Linked DNA regions of Homo sapiens: region 1 is linked to region 2. The links are chromatin loops, found by intact Hi-C in ENCODE. Cell type or tissue: A673. All regions are shown on one strand. Each heading gives the region's core, and the rest is flanking DNA. Links, peaks and the distances in the headings are about the cores only. Region 1 has its middle 67 kb from the start of SHCBP1. Region 2 overlaps ABCC11 (ATP binding cassette subfamily C member 11).

Region 1 (15,253 bases), core at 4,348-12,347, 1.6 Mb after region 2:
TTGTGGTTGTGAAGCTAAAAGAAATATTGTTGGCAATATCTATCAGCTTACAGAATAACACCTTTTCCTTCCCACCATTAATTATTTACTGCCATTCAGCGGGTCTTTATAAATTTGCTATGGGTAGTCTTTCTTTTTAAAAATTTTTTTGAGACAGGATCTTGCTCTGTCACCTAGGCTGGAGTGCAGTGGCACAATCAAAGCTCAGTGCAGCCTCAACCTTCTGGAACTCAAGTGATCCTCCTACCTCAGCCTCCTGAGTAGCTGAGACTACAGACATGCACCATCATGCCCAGCCAATTTTTAAATTTTTTGTACATACAGGGTTTCACTATATTGCCCAGGCTGGTCTCAAACTCTCGGTTGCTTCAAGCAGCCCTTCTGCCTCAGCTTCCAAAAGTGCTGGGATTACAGGCATGAGCTAGTACACTCAGCCTGGGCAGTATTTCACTAAGTGGAGGCTGACCCCTTCAGGACTTCACATCTCTTTGTTACCATTCAGGTAATTAGGCCAATAAATCTTTATTACAAGTGGAGTTTCCTTAACTAGAATTGTAGCAAATTCTAAACATTTTGTTGTTGTTGTTGAAGCTGTATTATGGGCTATATCAGTATGTCTGTTCATAGAGTTTTGGTATAATCAGGATGACAGTTTTAAACCCTGAAAACCATGAAGTTACTAAGAGTACAGATATAAATTCTTTTTTTTTTTTTTTGAGATGGAGTTTTACTCTTGTCCCCCAGGCTAGAGTGCAGTGGCTTAATCTCAGCTCACTGCAACCTCTGCCACCCGGGTTCAAGAGATTCTCCTGCCTCATTCTCCTGAATAGCTGGGATTGCAGGCGCCTGCCACCACGCCGAGCTAATTTTTTGTATTTTCAGTAGAGACAGGGTTTTGCCATGTTGGGCAGGCTGGTCTTGAACTCCTGACCTCAGGTGTTCCGCCTGCCTCGGCCTCCCAAAGTGGTGGGATTACAGGCGTGGGCCACCGCACTCGGCCATAAATTCTTTTAATCATTTCGTTTCAGCATTCCTATGAACTAAATATCTATTTGGCTAACAATCTCAGAAAACTACTTACTAACAGATTTTAAATGAATAAATGCTAGAAAAATTACTGAAGTGGGTAGTGTGAGTCTTAGTAGCAAATTTTATTATATGTTGGGAACTGTTTTTTTGGTAAAACATCTGAAACTAAAGAAAAAATATTTTACATGCAAATACTTACTTTATGCACAACCATTTGGCAACACACCCACGGCAAGTTTAAAAATGCAAGGGCTGCGGTCTAAATGTGGCCCATAGGTATGTTTCACTTGCCTTCATAAATTGTGTCAACAGGTAAAATTTAGGAGACTTATATACAAATCTGGATTTTAGGCTTCTCTTAAGAACCAAATCTGGTGTCCCTTGAGCCCACATCACTGTTTGGTCTGATGTGCAGAGGTTACCCCTTTCTATGAGGCCTGTGTTCTCTAGTTTGCTGTGGTGCCCACCTAGGTACCTCACTTAGGTCACCCCCTTTGCCCTTGTAAGCATTTGACAACTCTCGTCTTACAGTATATTTTGATAAAGATGTCAAGGCTTTCAAGACAGTTTCTATTTGTTTATAATATATAGCCTATATTTTATATAAATCCCTTAGCACCAGAGTTGAATTTTAAAATTTAGAAGTTTAAAAAAAAACTGCTAAATTCTATATTCTTTTTATTTATGGTAAATATTCTTTATATTTAACTCTCATTTTTTATATTTGCCATAAATAACCACCTTCTCATTAGCGTCCCTATAAGCCTTTCTAGGTTATTCTTAGCTGTAGCTGGATGTGTTACACATCTGGTAAAGTAAACATTCTTTGCAATGCAGCTTAAGAAACACTAGACGCAATAATTTAGATCATTAATAAAAACGCTTGAAGCTTTTACTAATATGTCTTAAGATTTGGGAATATAGAGATAAAAGGTAGAGCCCCTGCCCTCAAGAAGCTCTTGGTTTACATGGAAAACAATAAAATCATTACAATATACTATGTTAAGTGCTGTGACAGAAGTGAAGATTATTGGAGCTGGTATTGAAGTGAGTTTTGGAGATGACCAGAGTTCATGTGGTGAGGTGGAGGAGAAGGGGTTTTTCCAAGGGAAGGAACAGCACACGGAAAAGCAAAGAAGAATAAAAAGGAAGGGACTTACTTACTTACATAAATATAAAGTTTCCAGCTCAGTTGAGAAATATGTAACGTTGTGAATTATCAGTTGCTCTTGCCGTTTTACAGGATGAACTCACACCATTTTTGCTAGCTGTACATGAACAAAAACAGCAAATGGAAGACTTTTTAAGAAAGCAAAAAGAAAATTTAACTGCAGTTAAGCTTGAAAGGTACAGTAATTAGTTCTTTTTTTAAAACCTGACTGATATTCTAGAGTGATAACAGTCTCTCTAGTTAGAAATACTAGATTAATAAGAAGATTAACTTGTAATTATTGTGATATAGTAAAAAATATCAACACAAATCATCGGTTAAGTAGAAAAACAATTATTTGGACTGGGCAACATAGAGAAGAGTATATAGTAGGATTCATCTTCTCTTATTATATTGACTGGTGTTTGTTATTTGTAATGTGATGTTTTTGGTCATGTGACCTGACCAAAGTGTTTTTATATTGGTTTTGTTAGTTGTATGAAATGTAGATTTTAACTTTTAGTATACTTTAAGATTTAATAAATATTGAACTTCTTAACCCTTTTATAGTAGTTTTTAACCTCTGCTTCTTATATGCTCTTCCTTTAAACATGCTATATTAGACATAAATAGGAGTTGAAAATCATTTTTTCTTCTAGATGACTCTTTAAGTTGCTTTCTTTGAAAAATAGTAATGTTAAGTTATCCCTATGTGGCTGTTAATTGCTATTACCAGATACCGTGGGTTCATTAGTTTTTTCTATTTCATTTCTAGTGTATTTTGATGTTTTTATTTTATTTAATTTATTTTTTTAGGCAGAGTCTCGCTCTGTCACCCAGGCTGGAGTGCAGTGGTGCAATCTCAGCTCACTGTAACCTCCACCTCCAGGGTTCAAGCGATTCTCCTGCTTTAGCCTCCTGAGTAACTAAGACTACAGGCACATGCCACCATGCCCAGCTAATTTTTTGTATTTTTAGTAGAGATGGGGTTTTACCATGTTAGCAAGGATGGTCTTGAACTCCTGACCTCAGGTGATCCACCCGCCTCGGCCTTCCAAAGCGCTAGGATTACAGGCATGAGCCACTGCACCCGGCCCTGATGTTTTTATTTGTAATTGCTATGGGCAGAGGAAGAAAATATAGCTTTAAATGAATAACTTCTTCTTCTAATGAAGACAAGCCATAGGTGGGTGAAAAAGAGAAAAGAGCTAGGCTTTAGATTCACACAAGACTGGGTTTAAGTCCTAGCTTTCTCACTTGCTAGAAATGTGACCTGGGAACATTACTTATCACCAAATATGTTTTTCTATATGAAAAGGAGGATAATAATATATCCTTCAAGGGTGGTTGTGTGGAAGAAAGATTTATATATATATATATATATATATATAAAATTTAGTTCAGTGCCTAGCACATGTGTATCGGCATCATTAACTGAAACTACTATGATTATTATTATTGTTACCGTTAGTATTAGTATTATTGTTTCCTGCCTGCAGATGGCTCTTACTTATCTGACCCCTAGCTGATTTTGAATTACAATGTATCTGTCTTTAAATCTTTGCCTACATTAGATAAGGGATCTCAGCATAGTTTCTTGCTCATCAAAGGACTTTAAGTTAGCAACTTCTATGATATAATACTCTACTGGGACAAGAGGCTTTTTTTTTTTTTTTTTTTTTTAAGCATTGGTGGTAATTTATGAAGATGAACACTTGAGCACCCAAGATGCTTATGTTTGTTAGTACATGTAAATGTTTAATTCTACATGGACAGGCAAGATATTAAATTGGTATATTATATCAAATTAGCTTTTTAAATAACTTTCTTAAAGTTCCTAAGAAAGAATTTATCTCTCTGGTGTTTTAAAACAGCCCTCATTCTTGCTGTACATTGTGAATCAGCAAGAATAGTCAGCATTCTTCTTCAGCAAAATGCTGATGTGTTTTCCCAAGATATGTCTAGATGGGCTGCAGAAGATTATGCCATTTTTAGTCCTTTTACTAGGCAAGTTTTTATATTAGAAGGCTAGTTTACACTAAATTGAGGCTTAAAATAATTATAGCTATTGCATCCTATACATCAGGTGAGATTTTATAGTTTAATTCAGGTCGTTTTGGAGTGACAGTGAGTTAGTCCACTTTATCAGCCAGAAATCAGGCAAAAGGCTGGACTGGTTAGAAGTATCAATGGGTGCAGAATTCTTTATCTCAGGACTTTTGAGATCTTTACCTTAGAGATCCCAACATTGTCCCTTTTACTCCAAGTATAGCCACATGCGTAGGATAAAAATAGTGCCACATCTCTGATTTCTCTAATTAATTATTTGGGTCTTGAAATGTTCAGTTTAGCAGAAAATCTTGTATGGTCTTTTGAGGGCTATCTCCTATACCCTCCTCTTTCAATTTTTCAAGAACCTAAGGGGTTTCCTAAGTCCAAGAAGGATAAAAATGACAATCTTTTACCGGTCAGAAGGAAGGGAAGAAAAGGACATTCTAATCATTCTGTTGTTTCCTTTGATTCTTTTCCTGCATTATTGCCGTTAAAAGTGGTTCTGCAGTCTGTTAATGCTTGACTTTTCCCACCAGGATTCGCTTACTAATTCAGAGCCCTCAGTTTTCATGGTGATTCATACATAGACTTCATAGCTATAACTTTTTTTAGTTCACATACATATATGCTCAGCCATTGTTCCCAAAGCACTAGCATCCTGCTCTGACAGCTGGGCATCCTAGCTTTAGCCACACACATAGTGAGAAAATTGACCAACCTTAGCCAGGCGCGGTGGCTCACGCCTGTAATCCCAGCACTTTGGGAGGCCGAGGCGGGCGGATCACGAGGGCAGGAGATCGAGACCATCCTGGCTAACACGGTGAAACCCCGTCTCTACTAAAAATACAAAAAATTAGCCGGGCGAGGTAGCGGGCGCCTGTAGTCCCAGCTACTCAGGAGAGTGAGGCAGGAGAATGGCGTGAACCCAGGGGGCGGAGCCTGCAGTGAGCCGAGATCGCGCCACTGCACTCCAGCCTGGGTGACAGCGAGACTCCGTCTCAAAAAAAAAAAAAAAAAAAGAAAATTGACCAACCTTCCCCCACACTCGAAACCTTCTGTGGAGCCCACATCTTAGCTTAGACTTAGCTGAGGCATTCGTGGTAAGTTATCCTTTGAGGCCCTTGTTTGTCTTTTTTCTGTCAAATAGTAGTTGAGATTGTTCTAAACTGTCAAAGAGGTTAAATAATGTTGCAGAAAGAGATCAGTGTTTTCTTACTCCATTGTTACCAGATCTGTACTCTGAGGCGCCTTTACAGCTGTTTAGCACATTTTCTTAGGGAGTGGAAGGTTCTATATTATCCTTCCCTAGAGCAGTGGGTGCCAATTTGTGTGTTTTCTTTTTCTTTCTTTTTTTTTTTTTTTTCAATATGTGGTTTTATCCTCAAGCAATCTGTTTTCCATAATAATGAAAATCTCCCAAGTTACTTGCATTTCTTTTCTTTTCTTTTTCTTTTTTTTTTTTTTTTTGAGATGGAGTCTTGCTCTGTTGCCCAGGCTGGAGTGCAATAGTGTGATTTCGGCTCACTGCAACCTCCGCCTCCTGGGTTCAAGCAATTATCCCACCTCAGCCTCCCAAGTAGCTGGGATTACGGGCATGCGCCACCACACCTGGGTAATTTTTGTATTTTTAGTAGAGACGATGTTTCACCATGTTTGCCGGGCTGGTCTTGAACTCCTGACCCCAGGTGATCCGCCTGCCTCAGCCTCCCAAAGTGCTGGGATTACAGGCATGAGCCACCATGCCTGGCCTAACGACTTGCATTTCTACCTCAAGTTTTAAAAATATTTTCATATTCTACCTCACAGGAAGCCATTCAACAACAAAGTAGGTTTATTGGGTTTATCAGAGCTAAGTCTCATCCATGACTCATGAGTATTCACGTGTAAAGTAGGTTTTGTCTTTGCTTCAGCAGCACACATCCTAACACTGGAATAATACAGAGAAAATTAGCATTGCTCCTGCATAAGGATGACACACAAATTCATGAAGTGGTTCATATTTTGTGCAGTCCCTGGAGGTCATTTGACAATTTTCTGACTAGCTCCGAGGAAACAGCATGAGTCAAAGCAAAATGGTTGGCACTTAATATTGAAATTGTGATTTTCACTACAAAAATATTCACATACAGTGATCTATGGAATGAGAATGGAGCTGAGTAAAACATGGGATGTTGTGTGCAAATATATTGTTAGTATGTGTCTCAGAAATGAGAAAAATGTCAACTTGCATCTCCTTCATGGAACTTACAAAAAGAGTTTTATCTTTTATGTCAGTTGGAGGTGAACATGGAGATTAAGCATCATTCTAACAAAGATCTACTGGTTCAGAGTTTGAGTCTGTAAAGAAGGAATAGTAGTCCAAGGCAGGTCTTAATATCTATTAGTTTTTTGCCTTTGGTATGATCGATGAGCTCAGTAACAGTAGACAATTAATGTTATCTAATTTAATGAGATAATAGGTTTATAAATAAATGTAGTTACAAACTATGAAATATATGAGATGCCCTAAATTAGAAGCCACAAAGAGTAGAACACCTAATAAACAAAATTAGGACTTAATAATATTTCCCAAGTACCACAACATTTCAATATTAGAACCTACAAAAAATACGCATTGGATATTATTTGCAGTTCCAAGATAGTTTCACCAATAAAGTTCAAGAACAAATTATTTCATTGCTTCGCTATTTTTCTGAACATTCAAAATACGTTATCTCAAGTTTTTATAACAACCTAGTAAAACAAGACAGTAAAATTCTCACTTTTTAGAAGAAGACATTGAACCTAACAAAAGCAACTCATCCAAGAACTAGTAGCTTTTGGTTATGGAGCTAGGGCTTATTCTGAGTTAAGACACTTTCCATTATTGTCAGGCTTGTAGGGTCCAGCCCCACAGGGTCGGTGGGTTTTCTCCCCGTGTGCGGAGACGAGAGAGTGTAGAAATAAAGACACAAGACAAACAGATAAAAGACAGCTGGGCCCGGGGGACCACTACCACCAAGATGCGGAGACCGGTAGTGGCCCAGAATGCCAGGCTGCGCTGATATTTATTGGATACAAGACAAAGGGGCAGGGTAAGGAGTGTGAGCCATTTCCAATGATAGGTAAGGTCACGTGGGTCATGTGTCCACTGGACAGGGGGCTCTTCCCTGCCTGTCAGCCGAGGCAGAAAGACAGAGGAGAGAGACAGCTTATGCCATTATTTCTGCTTATCAGAGACTTTTAGTACTTTCACTAACTTGCTACTACTATCTAAAAGGCAGAGCCAGTGTACAGGATGGAACATGAAGGCGGACTAGGAGCGTGACCACTGAAGCACAGCATCACAGGGAGATGGTTAGGCCTCCGGATAACTGCAGGTTATCAGTCAGGCCCTCCACAAGAGGTGGAGGAGTAGAGTCTTCTCTAAACTCCTCCGGGGAAAGGGAGACTTCCTTTCCCTGTCTGCTAAGTAGCGGGTGTTTTTCCTTAACACTGACGCTACCGCCAGACCACGGTCCGCTTGTCAACGGGCGTCTTCCCACATGCTGGCGCTACAGCTAGACCAAGGAGCCCTCTGGTGGCCCTGTCCAGGCATAACAGACGGCTCGCACTCTTGTCTTCTGGTCACTTCTCACTATGTTCCCTCAGCTCCTATCTAGAGTGAAGATTATTATAATATTGGAATAAAGAGTAATTGCTGCAAACTAATGATGAATGATATTAATACATAATCATATCTATGATCTGTATCTAGTATAACTATTATTTTATATATTTTATTACACTGGAACAGCTTGTGCCCTCGGTCTCTTGCCTTGGCACCTGGATGGCTTGCCGCCCACAAGGCTAATGCAAGTTAATTTACTGAACTATACTGCCTTCAGTTCATGAGTACTTCATGTTATTTTTGCTTAAAGAGAAGTTTGTAGAGCTTACAAATGGGAAGTGTATGGGATAATTAAAATTCTAAAATTAACACTGATATCATTTGAAATACTCTAATAATTTAACATTTTTGGTAATTATTTTTATATCAGTTTTAAAATAGTAATTTTACTTATTTCGTTTTTACACAGCATTCACCAAGTAATGTCTGAATACAAAGAAAATGAGACACCTAGAAATCCTCAAAATAGCAATCCAGGTAAGACTTCTGGTAGTAAATTACTCTTGGTGGTGTTACCATAGATTAACAAATAAGAGCAAGGAAGTTTTAATCACCAAAGAGTAGTTTAAAAGCTCACTATGTAAACTGCACATATACATACACACACATATATATATATATACACACACATATACACATATGTGTGTGTGTTTTAAATTTCTTTTTAGTAGGTTAGATTTCAGATTTAAAAAGTTGTGTGTAGATAATTTATAATCTCAAACAGTATTATCTGAAAGGAATCATTTCTTTAATTGTAGTCCCTAAAATCTTATATGATTTTTTTGTATAAATAAGAAAAAAGATTTTTAAGTTAGTATGTGGTATATTTTATTTATAGTCTCATTATAACAAACTGGATATGTTATGAAATTGGAGCTTCTATTTAATTTTTAAAATAAATGGTTTTTATTGCCGGGCACGGTGTGGCTCATGCCTATAATCCTAGCACTTTGGGAGGCTGAGGCGGGTGGATCACCTGAGGTTGGGAGTTCGAGACCAGCCTGACCAACATGGAGAAACCCTGTCTCTGCTAACAATACAAAGTTAGCTGGGCATGGTGGCGCATGTCTGTAATCCCAGCTACTCGGGAGGCTGAGGCAGGAGAATCGCTTGAACCCGGGAGGTGGAGTTTACCGTGAGCCAAGATCATGCCATTGCACTCCAGCCTGGGCAACAAGAGCAAAACTCCATCTCAAAAAAAAAAAAAAAAGGCTTTTATTTAGTAAATAAATGTCAATTACAGTTGACCTTTGAATAACATAGGATTTAGCAGTACTGACCCCGTGTGCAGCTGAAAACCTGTGTGTAACTTTTGATTCCCCCCAAAATTAGCTACGAATTAGATGACTATTGACCAGGAGCCTTATTCATAACATAAACAGTTAAGACATTTGGTATGTTACGTGTGTTACTATACTATATTCTTACAAGAAAGCAAGCTAGAGAAAAATGGCTATTAAGAATATCATAAGGAATAAAAATATATTTACTATTTATTAAGTGGAAGTGGGTCATCCTCATGGTCTCCAAGTTGAGTAGGCTGAGGAGAAGGAGGAAGAAGGAGATTGGTCTTGCTGTCTCAGGTGGCAGAGGTGGAAGAAAATCTGCATATAATTAGACTGCTGCAGGTTAAACTCCTGTTGTTCAAAGGTCAACTGTATTACATAGTGATTTATGTCACTAAAAAAAGTAACTTTTTAAAACTGGGAACTCAACAATACCTTTCTGGTACCATAAACAAATGTCAATAAGAACTGTAAAACTTATCCAGTGTGCACTAATACTAATAGAAAATTATTTTTTTTGAAGATACCAAGTGTAGAAGTCAGAAAAGCATTTTCTTGTTGAAAAGCACAGGTCATGTTACATATTCTTATACCAACAAGGTCTCACTTATTGACTTCATTCTTCCTAATTTGAAATTGAATGAGATACATTTACTTCATTAGAACAAGATAAGTTCTTCTCTTCACTAGTTAATTGTCATGATAACAGTAATTTTGTTAGAACAAAACACTTTTACCAGTAGCCAAAAGGTTATTGTAACGAATACCAGAAATAGTTCAACTCTAGGCTCAACAAATTATAATAAAAGTATAAAAGTGCTTCGCAATAACAAAAATGCTACTATGCTACCTAGATGTGACACCAAATACATTGTACAGTCTGAACTGTATGAGGACACTTTTAGTTTAGTACATATTAATCGAAGAACTTTTTTTTTTTTTTTTTTTTTGAGACGGAGTCTCGCTCTGTTGCCCAGGCTGGAGTGCAGTGGCGCGATCTCAGCTCACTGCAAGCTGTGCCTCCGGCGTTCACGCCATTCTCCTGCCTCTGCCTCCCGAGTAGCTGGGACTACAGGCGCCTGCCACGACGCCCGGCTAATTTTTTTGTATTTTTAGTAGAGATGGGGTTTCACTGTGTTGGCCAGAATGGTCTCGATCTCCTGACCTCGTGATCCGCCCACCTCGGCCTCCCAAAGTGCTGAGATTACAGGTGTGAGCCACCGCGCCCGGTCTAATCGAAGAACTTTTACAAGTTAGATTTTGCAAGCTACAGGTGAGAAACACGTAGTCTTGGTCTTTAAGGTGCTCATAATAGACTACAGCTGTCCTTATTTCATATCTGTGTGTTTTTTCAAGATTCTTTTTTTTTTTTTTTTGAGACGGAGTCTTGCGCTGTCACCCAGGCTAGATGCCATCTTGGTTCACTGCAACCTCTGCCTTCTGGATTCAAGCAATTCTCCCTGCCTCAGCCTCCTGAGTAGCTGGGATTATAGGCACCCACCACCATGCCCGGCTAATTTTTTTTGTATTTCTAGTAGAGATTGGGTTTCACCATGTTGGCCAGACGTCTCGAACTCCTGACCTCAGGTGATTCACCCGCCTCGGTCTCCCAAAGGGCTGGGATTACAGGTGTGAGCCACCGCACCTGGCCAATAATTTTCAAATAAAATATTTTTATTCATTTATACACTTGTCCATTTAATGAATAAACTATCAAGAGTGTTTTAGGGAGTAAGCTTCTTTTGTTTTCATGTTACAGAATACAAACATTTAAAAATACAGTCAGGGGCTGGGTGTGGTGGCTCAGGCCTGTAATCCCAGCACTTTGGGAGGCTGAGGCTGGCGGATCACCTGAGGTCAGGAGTTGGAGACCAGCCTGACCAACATGGTGAAACCCTGTCTCTACTAAAAATACAAAAATTAGCCAGGTGTGGTGGTACACGCCTGTAATCCCAGCTACTTGGGAGGTTGAGGCAGGAGAATTGCTTGAACCCAGGAGATGGAGGTTGCAGTGAGCCGAGATCGCCCCACTGCATTCCAGCCTGGGCAACAGAGAGACTCTGTCTCAAAAAAAAAAAAAAAAATACAGTCAGGGCTGGGCACGGTCACTCATACCTATAATCCCAGCACTTTGGAAGGCTGAGGCAAAATAATTGCTTGAGCCTAGGAATTTGAGGCCAGCTTGGGTAACACAGTGAGACCACAACTCTACTAAAAATAAAAATAAAAAAATGAAAAAGTTAGCTGGGCGTGGTGGCATGCACCTGTAGTCCCAGCTACTTGGGAGGCTGCATTCCAGCCTGGGCAATGGAGCAAGACCATCTCAAAAAACAAAACAAAAACAAAACAGTCAGGAGTTTGTTATGATCATTTTCATTTATATTATTTGCTACTTCATTCAGTGCCTACTACTATGTGCTGGATGCCGTCTGGAAGTGTATAATGATCACTTATTATGTTAAATATGTGCCAGACACTTGAAGAATGTGGTGAGGAATGAAAGCTGTTAAAAAGTGGGTAGGATTTCAGGTAAGCATGCAGAAGGGGTAGAACTTTTCTAGGTAAAGAGGCAGAAGGATGATGTGGGCAGAAGGAACATCTGACAAGTTTTCATGTTTGGCAGAAGGAACATCTAACAAGATGGCGTGCTTGGGAGAAGGAGCAGCAGGTGCAAAAGGTAAGATGCTTGAGTGAACTTTGCAGGGTTTATGAGCAGTTCTATTTTGCTGTTGCAGAAACTGAGATGGGAGTGGTTGGGAATAGGGAAAAACCTAGGTAAGGCAAGCTCATGATAGACTTTTTAATACTTTATAGTATTAAACTGAGTAGATCTTATCCTGCAGGCTATGGGAAATTTACCAGGTAGAGTGCTTTGGGCTGCAAATACTAAAGGACCTAACTAACAGTGACTAAAACAATAGGAAGCAGAGTTGCTTTGGTGGGTGGTTCAGTGATAACACTGGGTCCCACTTGGTGTCCCTGTTTCAGCTGTGCTGTTTTGTACATGTCTCCTTTCATGGCTGGCTAATTAGCAAGAGCTCCAAATATCATGTTCTCACAACACAATTTCTGAAGGCTGGAAGGGCTGCTTTTCTTCTCATGTTTCTTTGAAATAGGGAGAAAACTCAGAAGCTTGCAGTGGGCTTCCTTTCACATTTTATTGGCTTTGTTACACCAAATGCTCATTCCTAAACCAGGCACTGGGAAAACAAATGTAATGACCATGATTAAATTAGAATAGTTATTTCTTTTGTTGGGGATGGGGAGGGAGTATTAGGATGATAAATATTCAAATAGACTTGTGGTTCTCCAGCAAGAAAGATAAGGAATGGTCATCCGGTAGGGAGGCAGCAATGTTTTCTGTAGGAATTCATTATAGAATTGTGAGCAGAAAAGTCACAAGATTAGATTTGAGTATTAGGACATTCTGATTATGGTATTAAGAAGCTTTTAATGTAAAGAACCAGGTGGGAAATATTTCAGGCCACGTGGTCTCTGCCATATCTACTCAACCCTGCCATGGTAGTGTGAAAGCAGTCATAGATAATATGTAAGCAAAAGGCAGGACTGAGCTCCCATAAAACTATTTACAAAACCATTAGGCAGGCTGGGTTGGACCTGCGGCCTGCAGTTGGATGATTCCTCATATGGAGGATAGATGGAAAGTACCACATAAAGAGACTGTAAGACAAAGGAAGCTTTTGCAGTAGCCAAAGCTATAGCTTCCTTGTCACCAATCCTTGGACTAGCATCAGTCCATTATGAGGGTTTCACCCATCCGTGGTGAAATAAATGATGTTAGAAAGCTACTTAGTAATTTTAAAATGTTGATCTTTCTCTTGGTTTTTGCCTTTTTCATTTGTTTTGCTTGTTTTTTTATTTAAGAAATAATATTAATTGTTGGTAGCCTATAAAAGCCAGTAGTTAAGAACCAGTGGTAGTGGAAATATAAAGCAGAGACAGAGAAGAGACAGAGATAATATGAGTTAGTGATTATTGGATATACAAATTTAGGGCACAGAGAGAAATCTCAGATGATTTACCGGTTTCCAGGTCATGAACTAGCATTTAACCTGGACATGAGGAAGGAGTAGGAGATTTGCAGGTGAATGGAGAAGAGCAGCAGATCAGCAGGAATGACTAACCTCTTTCTGTGCATGTTGAGTTAAATGGAATATTCACGTAGGATATTTTCAGTAGGTAATTGGATTTTAGGCATTTCTAGCTGGAGGTAGAACTGAGGTTGGAGCTGCAGACTTGGAATAACGTAGGCAAGGTCATAGATCTGAATGAGCTTGTCCATGATAGGAAAGACGTGGAATAAACAGAAGGCCAGTGGCAAGATCCTGAGAATATCAACATTTCCCAGAGGAAAAGAAGTTAGTAAAGAAGGCTGAGCAGTGGCTAGAGAAAAGTAGGAGAGGTTATCAGAGGATGAGGTGTTGCAAAAATATTTTAAATGTGAGAATTTCAAGGAGGGGGAATATAAATTCTAACAAGTAAGATTACTAAAAAGTAAGTTAAATTAATATTTTAAAAGCTCTTTGGTGGTGCCCTCTTCAAAAGAACACTTTTAGAGTTGTAAGGTCTACTATTTAGGTACATGGCACTTCCGGTGTTCAAGTATGGAAGACACCTACCACGATCCTACCTAATTCTTTTGTAACTGCAGCAGCTACCTACACAGAGTCAGGCCTAGACTGGTGAGTTCCTGTGCCAACATTTTCCCAGAATTGTCAGAACCTAAGGGTCCTCATGAGGAAAAGTGTAATCTTTCTTATCTGGTTTTTGGGGAAATGCTTGTTTTTTACTCAAACCCTTGATAAGCTCTTCTGGATGTGTTGCCAAACAAAAACCTGACAGCAACAGCTGGAAGCCATTATCAGATACTCATATCCTTCCTCTGACATGGAATCAAAATACAGCCATGCTTTGACAGAATTTTAAGTTTTGATCAGAAATAGTTTGCAAATCAGCAGTTTGGATTTCTTTTAAATGATTTCTTTTAAATATTTTATTGCAGAACACTAATGTAATATCACAGAAAAATATGAGGTGATATGCGTACATAGTAGTTCTCAGCATTTTTGGAATTCTGGGGACATCAGTAGGGAAGTCAGTACCTGACTCTATTTATTAGTGTAATTTCGTTTTCATCTTCCCTCTTGTGATATCTCTGCTTTCACTGCTTCCCTTTGAATTTCATCCCTAAACAAAAAAGTACTATTAGAACACATTTCTAACATATGTATATTCGACCAATGTCTATTATTTGATTTTAAAAGAATTGGCTACCTATCCTAAAGTATATATGGTATTCTGTTACTTTCTAATGCTAAATAAACTTCTTTATATCTGACAGGGTGACTGATGATGGTCTGCCGAGATTTTAAGTGCGTCCTGGATTGTCAAATACAAATTGTTTTATTTCACACAGTTTAAATGTAAAATGCTTTTCTGGAATTACATTTCTTCGGAAATTAGTAACTGTGATTTAATTAGATTATGTGGGCAATCAGACTATCACCATTTTAGTCATCTATATACAAGATAACTTTCTTCCCCCTTCAATAAGTTAAAAGTCCTGTTGATCCTTAATAATCAAATTCACTATTTGGCAGGAACAATGAAAAACTCATACTGTACTTTGGATGCATTTCTTGGGCATTTTGACTTGTTCTATTAAGAACTGACTTTAATAGGTAAAATTTTTTTTTGTTTTATAAAAAATTAAGAAAAAGATTGAAAACAAAACATAACTCTATGATCAGTAGTACAGTATTATAGTATATCTGATGGCTATATGTTATTCTACAATTATCACAGTTACCTGAATGATACACAATCTTTTATTTATTTATTTAGTTTTTTTAAAGAGATGGGGTCTCACTATGTTACCCAGGCTGGCATGCAGTAGCTATTGACAAGAATGACTGTGGCTTGAATTCCTGGCCTCAAGCAGTCCTTCTGCCTCAGCCAAAGGAGCAGCTAGGACTACAGGCATGTGCCACTGCACCCAACCAGATGCATGATCATTATAAAAATGAATGAAGCCCTGCTGAGTTAGAGAAAATTACGATGATCTTT
Region 2 (15,253 bases), core at 2,646-10,645:
AGACTTCAACCCATATGTGTACACTAGTGTTTAGAGCAGCCCTACTCACAGTAATCAAAAGGTGGAAACAAGTCATACGTCTATAAACAGATGAATGGAAAAACAAAATGTGGTATATACATACAATGGAATATTATGCAGCTCTAAAAAGAAGGGAAATGTTACATGCTACAATATGGATGGACACGAAGTGAAAGATGCCAGACAGAAGGACACATACTACATGAGTCCACTTATATGAGGTAGCTGGAATAGGCAAATCCATATCGATGGAAAGTAGAATAGAAGTTACCAAGGGCTGGTGGGGAGGGGGAAGAAGAGACTGTTTAATGGGTATAGAGTTTTTGTTGGGGATAATGAAAAAGTTTTGTTTTGTTTTGTTTTGTTTTGTTCTGAGACCGAGTCTCACTCTGTCACCCAGGCTAGAGTGCAGTGACACCATCTCAGCTCACTGCAACCTCCACCTCCTGGGTTTAAGTGATTCTTCTGTCTCAGCTTCCTGAGTAACTGGGACTACAGGCTTGCATCACTGTGCCTGGCTAATTTTTGTATTTTTAGTGGAGTGGGGTTTTACCATGTTGGCCAGGCTGGTCTCAAACTCCTGACCTCAAGTGTTCTGCCCACCTCAGCCTCCCAAAGTGCTGGGATTACAGGTGTGAACCACCATGCCCAGCAGGATGATGAAAAAGGTTTCGATATAAATAGTGGTAATGGTTACATGACATTATTAATGTATTTAATGCTGCTGAATTGTACACTTTTAAGTGGTTAAAATGATAAATATTATGTACTTTCTATCACACAATAAAACAAAACCCAAATGGCTTAAGGAAAAGTGGCCTCTAATGACTCATGCATGATAATGGGGAGGCCAAGGCTGAGTTCCAGGGCCCGGTTTTCCCCTAGCATTGCCTTGCTTCATTCTGAACTCCACATGAGGGCCCTGGGGGGCTCCATGTGTCCCACTCCTGTGGGAGGATGGTTGCAATCTCTCCGCACGTCTCCCATGGTAGCCTGAAAAGTCCTGAGATACACTCTGATTGGTTACTTTCCCACCCCAAGCTAAGCACCATGGCCAGGGATTGCTGTATGTCGATTGGCTTATCCTTGAGCCCTTTGCTCCATCAGGAGTGGATGGTGGAGCCTGCCCTGGAACACATGGGCTGGGGGACTGGGGAGGAGGTGGCCCCTAAACAAAACCTGGGCCTGCTGCCTGCAGAAGGAACAGGTGCTGGGAGGCACAAAAAATCTCCATTTGTGGTGGTTCCATGAATTTCCCTAAACCCCATAATCCAGTTCTAAACATTCTTGGTCATTCACTGGGCATATAAATGAGTGTTCAAAGCCTGGGTGATGTTGTTGAACACTTCTCTTTCTCTCATATGGTAGATTCAACCTAGATCCCTTTGACCGTCACACTGACCAGCAGATCTGGGATGCCTTGGAGAGGACATTCCTGACCAAGGCCGTAAGTAGCTCCAAGGCCCAAGTCTTGGTCTAAGTCTGCATCGCCCATGGGGGGCTGCCCCTTTGGGGCTCCTCTCATGTGGTGTTCCAGCTGCTGCTGCTTCGGGTCATGGATGCATCATCTCATGGAGATGAGATGACTTGGCATTCCTAAGTCAAGGCTGATGGCACTCAGACACCAACCGTGTGCCAGACACTGTTCTAGGCTCAGGGGCACAGCAAAGACAAGGCAGATGAGGTCTTTGTCCTCCTGGTACGTACATTCAATAGGAGATAAAGGCAACAAGTAAATGCAGGAGATACTTTCAGATACTGGTAAGGGCTGTATAGGTAGTCATGAGACCCATAGAAACGTCAGGGCAGGAGCAGCTCTTTTCAATTGGGTGGCCAGGCAAGGTCTCTTTAAACAGGTGGCAGCTGAGCTGAGACCAAGAACTGAGGGGCAGCCGATGAAAGATCTTTTGAGAGGACATTCTGGGCACAGGAGCTAGCGTATGCAAAGGCCCAGAGACGAGAGTGAGCAAGGCGCAGTTAAGGAGCAAGAAAACAGAGGCTGGAGCGTAGAGAGAGGAGGGCAGTGTTGCCAATACAGCGGAAGATTGACAAGGTCAGGTTGGGTCTCACCCCACAGTGGCTTCCAGGTTATGTTGTCTCTTCTTCCCATATCGCAGATCTCAAAGTTCCCCAAAAAGCTGCATACAGATGTGGTGGAAAACGGTGGAAACTTCTCTGTGGGGGAGAGGCAGCTGCTCTGCATTGCCAGGGCTGTGCTTCGCAACTCCAAGGTGAGGCCACCACTGCCGTGTGGCCAGGGGAAGCCACAGACTACGCATGATGAGGGAAGCCACACCGGCTCCCTCTCCCTTCACTACCGTGGGACACTGGGCTCTGTGGTGTACGTCTTAACAACAACAACAACAACAACAACAACAGCAACAGAATCCAAAGGGCTTATTCATTTCCTTTTTTTTATTATTATACTTTAAGTTCTAGGGTACATGTGCACAACGTGCAGGTTTGTTACATATGTATACATGTGCCATGTTGGTGTGCTGCACCCGTTAACTCGTCATTTACATTAGGTATATCTCCTAATGCTATCCCTCCCCCCTCCCCCCACCCCACGACAGGCCCCAGTGTGTGATGTTCCCCACCCTGTGTCCAAGTGTTCTCATTGTTCAATTCCCACCCATGAGTGAGAACATGCAGTGTTTGGTTTTTTGTCCTTGCAATAGTTTGCTGAGAGTGATGGTTTCCAGCTTCATCCATGTCCCTACAAAGGACATGAACTCATCCTTTTTTACGGCTGCATAGTATTCCATGGTGTATATGTGCCATATTTTCTTAATTATTTCCACACATCTACAACCATCTGATCTTTGACAAACCTGACAAAAACAAGAAATGGGGAAAGGATTCCCTATTTAATAAATGGTGCTGGGAAAACTGGCTAGCCATATGTGGAAAGCTGAAACTGGATCCCTTCCTTACACCTTCTACAAAAATTAATTCAAGATGGGCTTATTCATTTCACTGAGTGCCATTCCACATGCATTTGTGGTGTGGGTGAGGCATGGTAGATGAGATTCACAGCCTAGGCTGCCTGATAGCGGATTCCTTACACCTGAGCTGAAATGTCTCCAACTAGACCAAATGATGATCCTCTTTTCTCAGAAAAACACAACACATTAGACCCTCGTTGATTTTTAAATTGCCTACTGTATACTGTTTTAAAAACTTGGATGCAGTACATCCCTTTTATCTTTATTAGAACTGGGAATTGGATGACAGATGCTGATCCAGGGCAAAATTGCATATATATATATTTTTTAAATTTACTTTAAGTTCTGGGATACATGTGCAGAACGTGCAGGTTTGTTGCATAGGTACACATGTGCCATGGTGGTTTGCTGCACCCATCAACCCATCATCTAGGTTTTAAGACCCACATGCATTAAGCATTTGTCCTAATGCTCTCCCTTTCCTTGCCCCCCACCACCTGACAGGCCCTGGTGTGTGATGTTCCCCTCCCTGTGTCCATGTGTTCTCATTGTTCAACTCCCACTTGTGAATGAGAACATGCAGTGTTTGGTTTTCTGTTCCTGTGTTAGTTTGCTGAGAATGATGACTTCCAGCTTCATCCATGTCCCTGCAAAGGACATTAACTCATTCTTTTTTATGGCTGCAAAATTGCATATTTTTAAAAATTTGGCGGAACAGGGCTTCCAGAAGCTTTCTAGATATTTTGTCCATAATTTCAGGTGTTTGAGTATGTGAGATAGCCTGGGGCAAACCTTCTCCTACGTAGGCGAGGCAAGACACACATGTACACACATACTTATGCATGCATATGCACATACCTTCTCCATACTCACACATGTATGCATGCTCACACACATGTATCATGGTTAATTAATGATAAATGCAAAAACTGTTGGTGCAAACTGTCAGAGCTGTGGGAAAAGAGCTCAGTGGGGCCCAAAGCCTGGGAAAATTTCAGAGGAGGTAGGACTTTCCCCCTCTTCTTTGGAGAGATGAACAACAAATTTGCAAAGTACATGTAGTACTTTCTTCACACTTCCTTATTTCAATTACATAGCCATTTGGTGCTGCAATGGCTTCCTCTGTATTGCTTCCCAAATTTGAGTCATTACTTTATGATTTTTGTCATCTCTGGGTACCACCTACCCTGTGATTTACTAATGATACTCCCTTTTCAAAAACAGCCTCATCCCAAGCAGTGCCATTTGTGAAATCACACTTTCAGTGTGAGTTACAGTTTCCTCATGCATATCGTTAATGAAATAAATACAAAAATGTTAAACTAAAAAGAATGTTTATCCATATGCTGGAGAAATCATCTCATGTGCCTCCTGGGGTGTGTGCCTGCCCCTTCTTGGAGAACACCGCTCTACTTTAGTTTCGGTAAATGGGAAAGTAGTTAATAAAACAAGAAGTTGCCACTAGGCCATTTTCATTTCCAAGAACTTAATTCTCTGGCCACTAAAATGCAGTTAGCTCCTGGTTGAGACCTAACGTTCTCTTCATAAGGTAATGGATAATCAGCAATCAGAGCGGGCTTTGCACTCGGCATAATTCTCCCATTTCCCAGCTAAAGAAATGGAGACCTGGAGAGGAAGGGCCCTGGTGAATTAGTGGTAAACCAGGGCTAGACCCAGGTCTCTAGGGCCTGAAGTAGACACCTTCACCCCTGTTTTGTATTCATCAGATCATCCTTATCGATGAAGCCACAGCCTCCATTGACATGGAGACAGACACCCTGATCCAGCGCACAATCCGTGAAGCCTTCCAGGGCTGCACCGTGCTCGTCATTGCCCACCGTGTCACCACTGTGCTGAACTGTGACCACATCCTGGTTATGGGCAATGGGAAGGTGAAGGCTGCGTCCTTGGGCTGGTGGGAGGATGAGGGCTCAGGCTGCTACCCCAGATGCCTTTGAGTCCTCCAAGGACACAAGCTCAGCTGTGCCCTGATCCTCCCCTCGCCTTTCTCTACCCTCCAGGTGGTAGAATTTGATCGGCCGGAGGTACTGCGGAAGAAGCCTGGGTCATTGTTCGCAGCCCTCATGGCCACAGCCACTTCTTCACTGAGATAAGGAGATGTGGAGACTTCATGGAGGCTGGCAGCTGAGCTCAGAGGTTCACACAGGTGCAGCTTCGAGGCCCACAGTCTGCGACCTTCTTGTTTGGAGATGAGAACTTCTCCTGGAAGCAGGGGTAAATGTAGGGGGGGTGGGGATTGCTGGATGGAAACCCTGGAATAGGCTACTTGATGGCTCTCAAGACCTTAGAACCCCAGAACCATCTAAGACATGGGATTCAGTGATCATGTGGTTCTCCTTTTAACTTACATGCTGAATAATTTTATAATAAGGTAAAAGCTTATAGTTTTCTGATCTGTGTTAGAAGTGTTGCAAATGCTGTACTGACTTTGTAAAATATAAAACTAAGGAAAACTCACTTTCTTTGTTCTGCTTCCTTTCGTTTCTTTTCTTTTTGTTTTTTTAGACAGGGTCTTGCTCTGTTGCCCAGGCTGGAGCGCAGTGGCGCAATCTCAGCTCACTGTAGCCTCTGCCTCCCAGGTTCAAGCAATTCTCCTGCCTCAGCCTCCTGAATAGCTAGGATTACAAGCATGTGCCACCATGACTGGCTAATTTTTGTATTTTTAGTAGAGGCGGGGTTTCACCATGTTGGCCAGGCTGATCTCAAGTGATCCGCTTGCCTTGGCCTCCCAAAGTGCTGAGGTTATGGGCATGAACCACTGCACCCAGCCATCTTCATTCTGCTTTTTACGTTAGCTAGTACTTATTCAGTTGCAAGGAACAGAGACTCCCTCAAACTAACTTTGGAAAAAAAAAAGAGTTTGTTGGTCTTGTAACAGAAAGATACAGAAAAAGTTCAAGGTTGGGTGCCGGAATGAAAGGATGCCTGTTTTGAGGTCTCTGTTTCTCTTCTCCTAGCTCTGCTTTCCTTTGTTTGGCTTCACTTTCTAACTTCCTCTTGCCTCATGGTGGCAATATGGTTGCCTGCAGCTCCAGGTTCACGTCCTACACACTCTGCACCCCCCAGGTCTTCTTGCCTCAATGATTCCAGGGTGAAATCTCACTGGGCCAGCTTGGGTCATGTGCTTGTTCCTGATCAATCATGTGCTAGGCTGTTGGCATACTGTGATTTGCCAGGCCTGAGCCACATGCCCATATTTGGGCCTGGGGATGGGATTTGCTGCCCTAGATCATGTAGACTGAGAATAGAAGAGGTTGTTTCACCAAAGTAAAATTGTGCCTGAGGGAAGAATGGATATGGATGCTGGCCAGGCCCCAGATAGCAGCTGTCTACTATGATTGTTTACTGAAGAGCAGCATAACTTACAACGTATGACAACTGAAAATAAAATAATTTGTTTTCTCTCTTTCTTGTTCTCACTCCCCCACCCTCCACATGTGGTTACAGACAAATAGAAAAGGCAATCATTTTCAACTTACTTCTGGGGAGACCTTGTTGTTGGGGGAAATATGTTTCAAAGTACTTTCCTTTTTATTCCAGATTATGATGTCTGATTTTCAAAAAATGCCATAAAAAATCAATTTAGTAAACCAATATTTCTCACTCTCTTGCCTGCACTGGTGCTGGGGATGAAATGGTGTCCCTGCCCTCAGGGAATTTGGAATCTCGTGAGGGTAAGTAAACAGTAAAACTGTAAACAAGTAAACAGGCCGATCCAGAACAGGGCTACCTGAGGCTAGAAGCAGGAACAGGATGCAGAGGAAAAGGCAGCCCCCGGGGACTTCCTGGAGGCAGTGTGGGCACAGTTTACTGAGACCTGAGCACTGAACAAACATTTACTCCAAGGAAGGGGACTGGGGCAGGAAAGAATGTTCAAGGCAGAGAGAACAGCAAACAAATCCCTGCGGGAATGAGCTACTACAGGGGCTGATGCAATCCTTGGACGGAACAGGAGAAGTCCGGTGCCCTGGAGCGCGAACCTTCTGTTCCCCATTTGGGACTCTCTAGTGGCACCTGCTTCTCCTTCTAGGGGGTTTATCTTTCTTAAAAAACCTTTGCTCTGTTATTCCCTTCCCCTCAGTCCTGGCTTTTTTCTTTTTTGGGCCCTGAAGTGTCCCTGGGAACCCCATATGCTACCATCCCATCACAGTTCAGCTGCTCATCTGCCCATTGAGGGTGACTCTCCTTCCTCTGCTTCCCCATTCCCAGAACTGCTGTGGGACACTGCCCTCATCACGGGTGAGGGAGCTCTCTACACACTGGCCCTCCCCAGGCCAGATGCAGCTGCCGTCTTTTCCTTGAGCGACCAGCAGATGGCAGCCTCGTCCCAAAAATGCGGTGATGGCCCCACTGGGCTTCTGAGCTGGCCGGATCCCCGGAGATAATTCGCCACAAAAGTGTTGACCCCTGGAGTCAGAGGACAGGAAATAGAGCCCATTTCCACTCAGTGTGCAGAGCCCCATCCCATCTGCCCCCGTCCCCACCTCCAGCAGCAAAATGTGAGAACCATTGGCTCCGAGCAGTAATAAAGCAGAATTTTTTGAAAAATACCATTAGTTTTTTTAAACAACATTGATTTTACATATATATATATATATATGGAGAGAGAGAGAGAGAGAGGGAGGGAGGGAGGGAGGGAGGGAGGGAAACGGAGTTTCACCTTGTTGTGAAGGCTGGAGTGCAGTGGCGCGATCTCTGCTCACTGCCACCTGGTTCCAGCGATTCTCCTACCTCAGCCTCCTGAGTAGCTGGAATTATAGGTGCCTGCCACCACACCTGGCTAATTTTTGTATTTTTAGTAGAGACGGGGTTTTGCCAAGCTGGCCAGGCTGGTCTTGAACTCCTGACCTCAGGTGATCTACCCGCCTCCGCCTCCCAAACTGTTGGGATTATAGCTGTGAGCCACCACGCCCAGCCAATATTGTAATATTTTATTCCTTAAGCTGAGTGGTGAGTGTATGAGGCTTTGATTTTTAATAATTCTTTTCACCTTTTCAGGTTTCAGAAATGTTTTATGATAAACATTTAAAAATTGGTATTTGGTCTTTCAAAAATAATACTAAAATAATTATAATGAGAGAATGCAGGGCTTTGCTGTGCTTTGTTATATTTATTTGATGGTTTGTTATTATTTTTATTTTCAATTCCATACTGGCGGAGAGGAGGTCATGGAATTTTTTTAGAGGTTCTAGAGGCATGAGTTGGGGTGATGTTGTCAGAGGCATTTGAACCAGATCAACTCCATCTTGAATAGGGGCTGGGTAAAATAAGGCTGAGACCTACGGGGCTGCATTCCCAGATGGTTAGGGCATTCTAAGCCACAGGATGAGATAGGAGGTTGGCACAAGATACAGGTCATAAAGACCTTGCTGATAAAAAAGGATGCAGTAAAGAAGCCGGCCAAAACCCACCAAAACCAAAATGGTGAAGAGAGGGACCTCTGGTTGTCCTCGCTGCTCCACTCCCACCAGCGCCATGACAGTTTACAAATGCCATGGCAACGTCAGGAAGTTATCCTATATGGTCTAAAAAGGGGAGGCATGAATAATCCACCCCTTGTTTAGCATATCATCAAGAAATAACCATAAAAGTGGACAACCAGCAGCCCTCGGGGCTGCTCTATGGAGTAGCCATTCTTTTATTTCTTCACTTGTTTTTTTGTTTTGAGACGGAGTCTTGCTCTGTCACCAGGCTGGAGTGCAGTGGCGCGATCTTGTCTCACTGCAACCTCCGCGCTCCCGCCCCCCTGGTTTAAGCGGCTCCCCTGACTCAGCCTCCCAACTAGCTGGGACTACAGGCGCCCGCCACCACGCCCAGCTAATTTTTTGTATTATAGTAGAGACGGGGTTTCACCATGTTAGGCCAGGATGGTCTTGCTCTCCTGACCTCGTGATCCGCCCGCTTCCACCTCCCAAAGTGCTGGGATTACAGGCGTGAGCCACCGTGCCAGGCCCCTTTACTTGCTTAATAAACTTCCTTTCACTTTACTCTATGGATTCGCCCTGAATTCATTCTTGCGTGAGATCCGAGAGCCCTCTCTTGGTGTCTGGATTGGAGCTCCTTTCCTGTAACAGTGTGGTCCACAATGACAGCAACTGATGTGCAGAGCAAAGGAGGCCACAGTCACGCTGGCCCTGCCTGCCCTGCCCTCTGTCTGCAGCCCTGGACAATATCGTAAGAGAAACTGGTAAATGAGCAGTCTTCAGAGACCAACCTCTATGGTGGCCAGAGCACCATGCTGTGCAAGGCACCAGCAGAAAGAGGGGAAGACTCAGACTTCAGTCTTTCCGGTCCGGAAGGGCTTCTTTCAGAAAAGTGGCTCCAGAGGGCAGCCCCAGCCTAGAAGGCATGGACCTTTGGGTCACTGGAAAGGTCCCAGGAGGGAGTGGCTGCCTGGAGGGGCAGGGAGCTCACCGTGGCTGGGAGCATTTTCTGGCTCTGGAAAGCTCTCTCCAGTGCAAGGTGAGGGGCAGTGTTCTTATCCCCAGGCTGGGAGCGGGTCCCCCAAGGCTGAGTGCTGGGAGAAATTCTGCATACACCTCTCTGTGGACTGGGACACTGGAATGCAATAATGGAAATAATAACGCCTGACAGCAGAAGTTTTCAAACTTGAACTTGAGTATCCAAATTGCCTGGAGGGCAAGACACAGATTGCTGGACCCCAACCTCATATAGTTCCATCCAGTAGGTCTGGGGTTGGGCTTAAGAATTTGCCCTTCTAACAAGGCTCAGATGTTGCTGATACTGCTGGTCTCTGGCCCGTGCTCTGAGAACACAGAGGTTAGCTGAGAGCACGTGTCCCATATGATCTAGACAGGAAGGGTCCAGGCCCCCATGTGAATGTGCTTCCCAAAGTTCCTGTGCTTCCGGGCACTTTGATTTGCATGACCTCTTTTAACTCTGCCTTCCTGAGCATCCCGCTAGGCCATCCATCCTCTCCTTTGCTCCACTGCATTCATCTAGCAGGAGAATTCAGCACTTCTCCTTATTTCCTTTGTATGTGTAGACCACTTGAATGAAGGGTGGGGTCAAAAGAATTGTTGACAGCAAGTCAACAACTTCCAATTGAATATCAACCATGTGCTTTCTTAAGGAGTCCCTCACCATTCTACCCACTCTGGCTCTGGTTTCCTCTCTGGTTCTCTAATTACTGTCTGTGTTCTCCCTGCCCCCGCCTCCCAATTCTTGGACACATTTTATGCAGAGCAGTTTAGTTCTCCCTTCTGGTGCCCTTTCCTGCCAAGCAAGTCATTAGGGTGTCTCTGACTGCCCCAAGAGACAGATCAAGGCAGTTGCTAAACAAAAACGGTTCCCACCCTCTGATTCACTCTGGTGCCAGCTGTTAAGATTGTAAAATTTCACCCCATTATCCTAAATGTCCCCTAATCTGTCCCCCGGCATCATTTAGAAAATTCTGTGGAATCCAACTGCTTCAGAGTCAGAAGCAATTTTAGAAGTCGTCAGTCCAGCTGTTCTTAGCCTGTGGTCCATGGACCTCTTAGCTAGATTCAGGGCATCTATGAATTTGGATGGGAAAAAAATGACATCTTTATTTTTACAAACTGAAATTTGGTGTTTTCCTTGATGGGGCAACAAATAGATAGTATTAGCAGTATCTGTGACTTTGTTACCAATAGAAATCAGCGGTATTCTCAAATCTCATTTCAATTGTTTCAGATGTCTCAAAATATCACTTACATGCATCAATGCTTTGAAATTATAATAGTCATTAGAACTTCTGCTAGATCACATTACTTAGTGCATCAATATAGAAGCATATACCTTACAGTATTCAGCTGTGTTTTATACATATTATCATAAGCACATTCTGCATAATTGGTTATCTTTGCAATCCTATGTACTTTATCTCATGCATAGAAATACTTTTTCTGAGAATATACTAGAATGCCAAAGAGGTCCATGGCACACAAACAATTTAAGAACCTGCATTTAACTCAGCTCTTTGATTTTCTAGAGGGAACTCGTGTCCCAGGCGGAGGAGATACCTTGCCCACAACCACACCACTGGCTTTTAATAGGCTGGTTTAGAACTCGAATATAAAACAGGAGAGGGGGCTGGGCGCAGTGGCTCATGCCTGTAATCCCAGCACTTTGGGAGGCCAAGGTGGGCGGATCACCTGAGGTCAGGAGGTCGAGACCAGCCTGGCCAACATGGTGAAAAGCCATCTCTACTAAAAATACAAAAATTAGCCGGGCGTGATGGCATGCGCCTGTAATCACAGATACTAGGGAAGCTGAGGCAGGAGAATTGCTTGAACCTGGGAGGTGGAGGTTGCAGTGAGCCGAGATCGAGCCACTGCCCTCCAGCCTGGGCAACAAGAGAAAAACTCCATCCCCAAAATAAAATAAAATAATAAAATAAAACAGGAGAGGGAAGAAAACGAGAAGGATGAAGCAAGCAGTAAGGGCTGGGGATAAAGGCCTCACCCCCAAACCAGCCAGCATGGCCTGCTCAGAGCAGGGGGACAGATAGGCTGCCCCTTCATGGAAGTTCTATTTCTAGTGCCTGACAGCCCCTTACGCAGAGCTTGCCATCCAGTGCGGCATCTCTGAGGAGCATTAGTGCAAAACTGTGATTCATCAGAGCAAAGAGGAGTACACTTTGCTGACTTGATAAGCGTGTTTCTTGCCAAATCCTTGGTTCCCAGATACTTAATGGGTAGCATTGTACTCTAGAGAGAACCGTACCGATTTGGAAACTTCTGTTCTGATATGAGGGTCTCAGTCCCTCTCAGTGGCATTCACTGAAATGCTCCCCACCTCCTTCTCCCCTCACATATCAATATCCTTCACTGATCTGGGGTGTGTTCATGATTTAGACTTAACAGAGCACTTCCTCGCATATAATTGCATATAAGTGCATGCCATAAGATTGTGTACAGTTACTAGAGATGGCTGAGTTTTTGCTCTAAACTCCTTAACAGCCCATGCAAAGAAAGAAATAGGTTTATTACAAGATTGTTATGACCACCATTTAAATGGAAAATTCATTTGTTTGCAATTAGCATAGTTTTCCTGATTCTGAGAATGGATTCTTTGAGAATTCTTTCTCATGTTGGGGGCAGGTTTTAACTCCTAGGATCAGCTCTCTGAGCCAAGGGGCTTGCTCAGGTCTTTAAGCTGTTAAGTGGTGGAGCTGAGAACAGCACCCACATTTTCTGGCTGTGAAATATTTTTGTTCTTTATTAGAGGGCTTGTTCTCTGACTGTTGCATGCATGTATTTCTGGCTCACGAATCCTATTATTGCTTTACTTACATATATTTCTTCCACTTACTGTTTTAAAAGTCCATGCAAATTCCAATTACTTTCCAAAATCACTTGACATCAGCTTTGTTTGACAGTCCTTTTATATCGCTCGCCTTAGTTCATTAGGCAAATAAAGTGAAAAATCCAAACCCCTTCTTTTAGCAGAGACATCAGTGTATTTCTACTAGACAGATTCTAATAGCAACCCAGGAGGTAGAATTCTTACTTCTAGCGAGATTCTGCTAATTTTTTTTTTTTTGAGACGGAGTCTGGCTCTGTTGCCCAGGCTGGAGTGCAGTGGGGCACGATCTCGGCTCACTGCAAGCTCCGCCTTCCGGGTTCATGCCATTCTCCTGCCTCAGCCTCCCGAGTAGCTGGGACTACAGGCACCCGCCACCACCCCTGGCTAATTTTTTTGTATTTTTAGTAGAGATGGGATTTCACTGTGCTAGCCAGGATGGTCTCTATCTCCTGACCTCGTGATCTGCCCCCCTCGGCCTCCCAAAGTGCTGGGATTACAGGTGTGAGCCACCGCGCCCTGCTGAGATCCTGCTAATTTTAAAATTCTTATTCACAAACAATAGCTACCATTTATTGAGTGTTTGTTTAAGGCACTGTGTTTAAGCGCTTCACTTCCATGATCCACTTTAATCCTTAGTTAATTTACAATGCTTTCAGGATAGTGTTTTCATTTTGTAGTTGACGACATTGAAATTTAGAGATTTTGAGGACAGATCTGATTCCAGAGTTTCTACTCTTAGCCACTGTGAGCTATTGATTCTATGTAACTGCACACACTGATTTCTGAGCACTTCTTGGGGCCTTTGGGCCAAGTCTTTCTGCTCTTTCTCTCTTATCTGTCTCTTTCCGTCTTTGTCTCCCCACTCCTCTCTCTCTATTTTTTTTTTCAGACAGAACCTCACTTTTTTGTTGTCATTGTTAAGACAGAGTCCTGCTCTGTCGCCCAGGCTGGAATGCAATGATACAATCTCGGCTCACTGCAACTTCTGCCTCCAGGGTTCAAGCGATTCTCCTGCCTCAGCCTCCCGAGTAGCTGGGACTACAGGTGTGCATCAGCATGCCCGGCTAATTTTTGTATTTTTAGTAGAGATGGAGTTTCAACCATGTTGGCCAGGCTGGTCTTGAACTCCTAGCTTCAGGTGATCTGCCTGCCCAAGCCTCCCAAAGTTCAGGGATTACAGGTGTGAAGCACCATGCCCGGCGAGAACCTCACTTTGGAATAGAGACCCCACAGAACCTCAGAGCTGGGAAAATTTCCTTCCCATCAAGCACCAATTTTCCCTTGCCATGGAGCACCACTGCTGGTATGTGCGCACACAGACCCCTAATTTATGCATGTATAGTTATTTACAAGGATGTGCAGGGTGGACATGTGTTGAGGCTCGGACAACAATACCCCAAAGTATGGCACTTTGGCAGGCTGAGTACTTTGAACTGATGGAGTTTGGATGACCTCAGAAGCAGCCTCAGAAGCAAGTTCTCTCTGACCTTCTCCTGCCCTCCTGCACCCCTTGTGCACCTCTTCTCCCATGAGGTGAGTCATAGAAACCAGAGTTCCCCTTCCCCAAGGTGAGTCATAGAAATTCTTCCCCCAAAGCCACCGATAGAACCTAAAACTATGACTCAAACTTTCCTCCACCCTTCTGCACAGGAGCTGGCCGTAAAGAAATTCTCTGACCAACTTTGTCTGAGAGTAGGTCCTAAGACCCTCATTCCAGAGGGGTCGTGCCCCATACCTAGAAAGAAGAAATGCTGTGCAGAGAGGCCAAGAAGAATCTGAACAGACAGGCCCTGCTGGGTCCCCATCCCATCACCTCGGTCCATTACAGTTAATCAGAACTTTCTGTCCAATCGCATTTCTATACCACTGTCCATTCCTCATTGAGTCTAAGCATAAAAATGGACAGTTCTTCCTGAGCCTTTCGGTATTCATTTCTGAAGACTCACATGTCACATTAAACTTTGATGAAATAAAATTGTTATGCTTTCCTTTTGTTAGTCTGCCTTTTGTTACAAGAGTGTCAGCCATGACCCACATGACTGGTGAGGAAAAGTATCACACTTTTTCTCCCCTACACATGTATATCACTGTACACAATTTTTTTTTTTGAGACAGAGTCACTCTCATCATCCAGGCCTGAATGCAGTGGCACGATCACAGCTCACTGCAGTCCTGACTTCCCTGGCTCAATTCATACTCCCACCTCAGCCTCGCAAGTAGCTAGGACTACAGACACATGCCACCACGCCCAGCTAATTTTTGTATTTTCAGTAGAGATGGGGTTTCACCATGTTGCCTAGGCTTGTCTTGAATGCCTGGGCTCAAGTGATCCACCTGCCTTGGCCCCCCAGTACTGGGATTATAGGCCTGAGCCTCTGCACACAGCCAAAATAGAATTTTTAAAGGAAGAGGAGAAATATGAAAAGGATTTCTATTTTTTTTCTTTTTGTATTCCAGTGGATTATCTCGCCCCCCCGCGAGCTGTGTGTACACCCAGGATGGGCCTCAGTTCCCTGACTATGGGTGAGTCCACGCTCTGCCTGGAACAGGAGCTTGGCTGGTCTTTTCCTAAGGACTTCCTTGGATACAGACCGGACAGTCCCTCTCCATCATTCTCCACTCTGTTTCCGGCTAGGCCCACCAATCTTCTTGCGTAGCGCCCAATACTGTTTGTCTGGGTGGAAATCCATCTCCGCCCAGCCTTTCATGGAGATAGAGGAAAACTGATCGGCATTCTTCCTCCATAAACTTGACAGCACTTGACTCCGTTTGGAAGATTGTGGAAGCGAGTCTTTGCTGTGTTTATGAGACCCCCGGGGTTGTTGCGAAGATCAAGTGATAAAGAGGATGAAGAATTTTGCGATACACAAAGGGCTCCAGAAATGTCGAGTGATATTATTAGCAGTGATTTGCATTCATGAAGGGAAGAATGGACGGAAATTAAATGGAACACTTTGGACACGTGTAAGGAA

The links. A loop is a pair of places that touch in the nucleus more often than their neighbours do. Peaks named below come from ENCODE experiments on the same cell type or tissue, not always from the same donor. Only the 100,000 strongest peaks of a DNase experiment are listed, where the experiment ranks them.
Region 1: a loop joins it to region 2, with 6 times the contacts of the local background. A loop is called at or near these places in 9 of 110 quality-filtered maps.

Annotation. Positions count from the first base shown.
Region 1 is chr16:46,547,071-46,562,323 of GRCh38, reverse strand. It overlaps the pseudogene ANKRD26P1 and the pseudogene RNU6-845P. Among named protein-coding and RNA genes, the nearest start is that of SHCBP1, 67 kb to the left of the region's middle. In A673, for the core only: a CTCF peak has its summit at 7,803 (motif pointing left); a DNase peak (open chromatin) is centred at 7,763.
Region 2 is chr16:48,157,104-48,172,356 of GRCh38, reverse strand. It overlaps ABCC11 (ATP binding cassette subfamily C member 11), which reads left to right. Exons shown (of 30, transcript NM_001370497.1): 27 at 1,390-1,468; 28 at 2,139-2,252; 29 at 4,697-4,861; 30 at 4,991-6,584. The coding sequence ends at 5,083. Among named protein-coding and RNA genes, the nearest start is that of ABCC12, 8.7 kb to the right of the region's middle. RefSeq lists a silencer at 6,009-6,178 and enhancers at 6,336-6,835, 6,836-7,337, 13,181-14,380. In A673, for the core only: CTCF peaks have their summits at 7,081 and 7,284 (motif pointing right); a DNase peak (open chromatin) is centred at 7,326; H3K27ac peaks cover 330 bases.